Linked DNA regions of Mus musculus: region 1 is linked to region 2. The links are chromatin loops, found by intact Hi-C in ENCODE. Cell type or tissue: heart. All regions are shown on one strand. Each heading gives the region's core, and the rest is flanking DNA. Links, peaks and the distances in the headings are about the cores only.

Region 1 (2,898 bases), core at 179-2,678, 140 kb after region 2:
GGGCGGACAGGGCCAACTGCAGCCTCAGCCTCCCTGCCCTCAGTGTGACTTTGGGCTCATTTTGGCGCAGCCCCTCCTGCTTGGAGTGGGGCAAGGGAGGCAACCAGGATGAGGGTGCTAGAGGTCACCTTCCCTGCAGGGACCTGCTACTCTGCCTCATTACAGCTCCAGATGCTTCTAGAAGGCCATCTGTCACCTCATCTGGCACTCAGAGCACAAATCTCTTGTCCCTGTGGTATGCACAGAGAATCTAAGCTCAGAGAGGTGGGTGACCTGTCTGCAGCTACACAGCAAATGCAAGGGAGAGCAGGGTCTTTTGATTGTTGGGGGCAGAATACTTCATTTTCCCAGGACACACCCACCGTGTGGTTTGTTCTGTCTTGCTCTATCTTGTCCTGATGCCAAATTAGGGTCCGATTGAACACCTGGCTCAGTCAGAGTAGGCACCAGGGCCATCTTCTTGGTCATGTTATCCCAGATGCTTCACCTGTGGTGGCATGTTCAATGGTACTGTGAGGTAATGGGGAAGCCATGAAGCCTACTGCTGTACAGGTGAGACCCTGACCTCACCAAGTTGCCCAAGGCTGCCCAGGTCTTCTGTAGGTCTTCTCTGAACTCTCACCAGCTATAACTTCTACTCAGGCAGGCCTGGGCCAGTGGTGCCCGGAGGTGGGAGATTAGATTCTGATGTACTGGAAGCATACCTGAGCTGGGTGAGTGCAGATGGGTTACTCCAAAGTGGACCCCTTAGTGTGATGGAGCATTGAATCCTAGCAAGCCAGGGTTTGTCGTCTGAACAGAACATTTTCTGCTTTCAGAATGAGTGGCCCTTCCACTGCATCCCTACCTAGTGACCTAGAGTGAGCAGCATGACCTTTGAAGGCTGCTAGGAGACTGGCTGGCCTGGGTCATCAAGACCAAAGGCTCTGCCAGATCCTGTAGGTATGTGGTTACTGGTATGCCTGCCATCCTCTTTTTATTTCTGTCCTGAGAGGTCAAAGACAGGCTTAGACTGGGCAGGGAGGCCCCACTACCCAAATGGTTATAGAGCCTGGCTGGTGCTGGACAGGTATCAGGGTATGTTTTGCTATTAGCCACTTAAATCAGACTGTCCCAGGGGCAATTGAAAAGGTTCATCTTTCTTCTGAGTGTGCATAGCTCTCTTCTTAGGCCAGGCTGTCATATACTATGTATGTCATTTCATCCAGACTTTGGCCCAGTGAGTCGGTGTGATCAATGTCATGTGACAGATAAGCATTCTGTAAGGTGACTCTCCCATCTATTGTGCCATGTCCTCCTTGAGAAAGAGAATGGTGCTCCCTGCTGTTCCCATCAGTGTCCCCACCCCCACCCCCACTCCATCCCACCCATCAGGTCTGGAGTGCTCCAAGAGCTGTCTGCCTCTTGAACGTGGGCAGTGCCTGCCACAGAGTGGTGCTGGATGGAACTGCAGCCTAGCCCAGCTCTGGCCCCAGGGCCCTCCTTGAGGTTGCCTCTTCCTTACATGAGCTGGACCATTACTGGGATAGCAGGTCGAGTGGGAAGGAGGGAGGAATAGGGTGGTATCTAGGGAGAGGCTGGGTAGATAGGCAGTGTTTCAGGCTCCCCAGGGACAGCTCAGCCACTTGTTCACAACCTTTCTTCTCAGCTGGAAGCTGACCGCAGGCTATTTGTTTTGTGCTAGCACCCGAGGGCCCTGCCCACAGCCTGGCTGTCCTTCCCTTACCCCCAGAAACCCCCTCCATACTTCTAGCCAAAGAGCTGGGATTGGTGACCCGGTAGGTCACATAAGACTCTGCCAAGTTGGCAAGTGAGATGGTTGGTACCTCTAGAGCCCAGGGCCTGCTTGGTCTTCAGCTTTCTTTGTTTCTATGCGTGGTGGTACTGCAATCTATTTCCATCAGTGATTACATAGGATGGGGGAGGGGTGGGGAGCGGGAAGGGGGCACAGGTCATATCTCGGAACAACCAGGCCTTTGACAGGATATTTGAAAAGAAAAATTCCTTGAATGTCAGCAAAGGGGGAGTGTCAGCATTCTGTGTCTGTGTATCTGGAAGAGGGAAACAGGCTTGTCCTGTGAGAGGGGCATATCTTGAAATTTCTCTTGGAGAAGAATTAAAAAGAATTATTTTCAGGTCAGGGACCTAGGGTCACTGTCTGAGCTGCCAAGGTCTGACGTAGCTATCTGAGATGCAGGGCCCTGGGCTGTGTGGATTCTCTTACTGAGGAGCCTGGACTGAATGGATAGATCTGACACCAGGTCAGAATGTCTTAGCCCCTTTCAGGGATAGAGCCCCTAAGCCATCTGGAAGCGCCAGAGTCATCCTGGTTCTAGACTCCGGGCTTCTTTGACACATGTCCCGGTGAGCATAGTGGCTTGGGGACTGGATCTCTGGGGCTCTTGGGGGTAAGAGCTGGGGTCTCTCCAGCTTTGGTATTCTAGTCTCCTGCCCCTCTGTAGTCCTGAGGAGGCCAGTCCCTGCTCAGGCCGTTGCTGGCCATCACCATATTAGGGCATAAACTCCAGGCTGTCTGTCTGGGTGCCAAACAGCCTCCAGCTGGGCCCAGGCACCCCCACCCCCACCCCACACAGCTTCAACACCACAGCTGTGTGTCAGAGGCCAGAGGTCAGGGGACAAGAGCAGCTGCTAAAGGGACACCCGGGCAGAGCTCCTGAGCTCAGGGCCCTCGGTTAGAGGCAGGAGGGCCCTGGTGATGGTGAGTGCAGGGGTAGTGGGTAGGGCAGAGAGCTCCTGACTAGCCCCGCCTGGGCCTTGCCCTCACCGCTGTGCCTGTCTGCCTGAGTGGATTTCAGAGGCTCTCGTTTGACTGGGGAACCCACAGTTGCTGGGATCACTTGTCTGCTGTGGTCTCAGTCCCCTACCAGCACGTCTACA
Region 2 (2,898 bases), core at 240-2,739:
CCACCCAGACACAGGACCCACTCACCACTTTAAGCTCTGGCACAGAGCGGCTCAGGGTCCACTCCTGGCTGTTCACAAATGAGTCTGTGAAGACAGAGCCATGCCGTCAGGGGTGTGCACACACCTACCACCTACAATACTCTCTGTCAAGACCAGAGACCACTGTCCTCCGTGGGACCTTGACCCTCACCCCTAGCTCCCTAGGGAACAGAGCAAAGACAGTCCTCGGGGCAGGTCTGTGCTGATGCTCATCCTGCCTGTACTGTACAGGTTTGTTGCCCCTCCTCGTCTTCCTCTTTATGGTCCACATGAGCTCATCTGGCTTGGTGCCTGATGCCTCTCACCTAGATGAGAGGCCTCTCCAGCAGGTCTCAGACCAGACCCAAAATGGGCAGGGCCCTGGCAAGGGGACCAGTCTCCTTCCTGCGAGTAGGAACAGCTCACCCTTGGCAGGGTGGGGCCACCTACCACATTCCTGAGCCAGGGTGAAGAGGGAGGAGCCTCACCTGGCCCTGTTCTGTAGAGGCAGGTCCAATGAAGCACATCTACCAGGCCCTGCCAGGCCTTCTCCCCAGCCCCTCTGCAGGAGACCAGCCTCCAGGCTCCCTTTCATGAGCTCACACTCAGCACCATTGGCCCTCTAGACTCAGACAAGGTCCTCGGGCAGGAAGCCTCTTGCTTGCTGCTCAGTGCCCCTGGCTTGACAGCCAGCACTCATCTCTTATTCCCCAGCACATTCTAGACAGCCTGGCCTGGGCAGGACTTTGTCTGGGCAGTACTTGCTGTCCTGCCCAGCTCCCACTCACTAGCCCGGCCCACAGATGTCTCACAGCATTATCTCATTCAAGGCCACAATCAGTCCCTGACCTCAGCTGTAGAGGCAGCTAGGGAGAGTGGTCAGCCCCCAGCTAAGAAACTCTCTAGTTTAGCTTGCTCCTTTCCTGAGCAGCCATACTGTATAGAAAGATGTATAGAAAGAGCCACCGTATAGAAAGAGGTTGGCACTGGAACGAAGGTCCTTAAAATCTCTTAGGATGCCACGCCAGGATGCTATGGGCAGTGCCATTGCCTGGAATCCTCTGCCACTGCCATCTCCTCTGGACACTTCCAACGACCCTAAGCATACCATCTAACCAGTAAGGGGACTTGGGCCAGACCTAGCTATTCTAGGCAATGCTCACCCACCGGTCTCTATCAGGTAGGTTTCCGACACAAAGTGTTTTCTGCCAGACTTCAACCAGAGGCCACTACGACGACGGTGCACAGCGTTCCCCCTTACCGCTTGGCGCGCCCAGGAGTCCTGGGGCTGCGGCTGCCCGGCGGCTCCACAGCGGCGCTGAGGGCGCGGGCTCCCTCCGGCGGAAGCGGCTGGTGAGCAGCTTCCAGAGGCTGGCGGCGGCGCGGGGGCGGCCCGGCTCTGGTGGCGCGCACGGGGTATCGGCGCCCAGCAAATCTCGGCGACTGGGGAAGGTACCCAGGGAGCTGGCGTCGCCGTCGCTGCGGGTGCGCGCGCGGGGTGGCCGGGCAAGCAGCCCGGACTCGGAGCGCCGGATCTCCTGGCCGCGGCGCAGACGGAAGCTAAAACTCTTCCTGAGCGCCGACAGCCCGCGCCGGGGACTCTCCGTGCCGCGGCTGCCACCACCACGGAACACCTGCCAGCGCTGGCTACTCCATAGGGACGCTCCCCGCAGGAAGCCCGAACTCCCCGTGCGGCCAAGCCCTGCGCCCGGTGCCTCCGTCGCCGCCAGCTCTAGACGGTTCACCTCCAGGAACGTCATGCTGGTGGGCCGCGGCCTGGATGCCCTCTCTCCAGGTCCGCGGCTGCGCCGGATAGGCGCGGGGCTGAGCTCAGGGCTGGGCGGTGGCGAGCCGGGCCGTTCTGAGGGCGCAGGGCCCCGACGGCCGTGGCGCGGGCGCAAGAGGCCAAGCAGCAGGCCGCGCGCGCCGGAGGGCGCCGACCCCGGAGTCCCGGAGCACACGCTCCGTGGCCGCGAAGGCTGTTCGCGTGCGGCGCACAAGGCGGCCTGCAGGGCGGCGGCGGTCCGGTCGGCCGAGGTGCTGTGCAGGTCCAGCGAGTCGCAGACGCTGAGGGCGCGGCGGCAGACGGCGGGCCGCTCCCCGCTGCAGCTTTCCCCCGGCGACCAGCCCCGCTCCATGCTCAGGGCCCACAGGCGAAGGCCAGGCCCATGGCGAGGGACGCGGGGCTGGGCCCAGGCCGGGGCCGCGGCCGGGGCGCACGGACCTCGGCCTCTGGGCACCTGGTGCGGGCCGATGGAGTCCCTCGACTCCTCCACTTGAGCCTGCAAGCCCAGACCTGGAAGGGCCTGGAGCCAGCCTAACCAGGAGAGGCGGCAAGTCTGGCCTGGAACACCCAGGAACGGCGGTGCAGGGCAGCCCCTAGGAGCCCTCAGAAAACAGGAAATTCCAGCCAGGGCTCCTCCTAAGACTGGGCAGGTAGGTGAGGAGTTGTCATTAAGAGCAGGCCAAATAAATAACAGTCCTCAAGCACACCCCACAAGAGACCGTTTTTTGCAGAAAAGTGAACCATTTTCTCTTTCTCCAAAGAGGGAAGACCAAGACCCAGGATTCCAGGGCCGTCCAGATTCGTTAGAAGACCCAATTCTGAGCCAGGAGACAAGCAAATCTTATGCTTTCTCTGAGCTTCAGACTTCTGTCTGTAAACTGGAGAATTTAGCGAAGTGACCCTATTTCAGAGTTCCACTCTGATGTTCTTAAGGCTGAGAGGTGCTTGATGCTACAGCAGGTGATGTTGATGACTGAGGAAGCCTGTTTCTTTGGAGATTATAAAACTCAGAAGACACGACTTTGCTTGGACTGGGCCAAAGGGCAGAAAAAAAAAAAAAAAAAAAAGAGCAAAAGGTAAACCTGAGTGCCGGG

The links. Peaks named below come from ENCODE experiments on the same cell type or tissue, not always from the same donor. Only the 100,000 strongest peaks of a DNase experiment are listed, where the experiment ranks them.
Region 1: it touches region 2 in a loop (2.5-fold over the local background); 2 of 42 quality-filtered maps call a loop at or near these places.

Annotation. Positions count from the first base shown.
Region 1 is chr5:24,334,614-24,337,511 of GRCm38, reverse strand. The region is part of intron 2 of Kcnh2 (potassium voltage-gated channel, subfamily H (eag-related), member 2); the gene reads left to right. All of the region lies in intron 3 of Gm15589 (a long non-coding RNA gene), which reads right to left. Among named protein-coding and RNA genes, the nearest start is that of Kcnh2, 16 kb to the left of the region's middle. In heart, for the core only: CTCF peaks have their summits at 1,240 and 1,440; a DNase peak (open chromatin) is centred at 1,441; H3K4me3 peaks cover 886 bases; H3K27ac peaks cover 2,335 bases.
Region 2 is chr5:24,473,564-24,476,461 of GRCm38, reverse strand. It overlaps Agap3 (ArfGAP with GTPase domain, ankyrin repeat and PH domain 3), which reads right to left. Exons shown (of 18, transcript NM_139153.2): 2 at 26-84. Among named protein-coding and RNA genes, the nearest start is that of Agap3, 23 kb to the right of the region's middle. In heart, for the core only: CTCF peaks have their summits at 1,346 and 2,039; DNase peaks (open chromatin) are centred at 381, 789, 1,305, 1,681 and 2 weaker places; H3K4me3 peaks cover 2,082 bases; H3K27ac peaks cover 1,195 bases; H3K27me3 peaks cover 591 bases.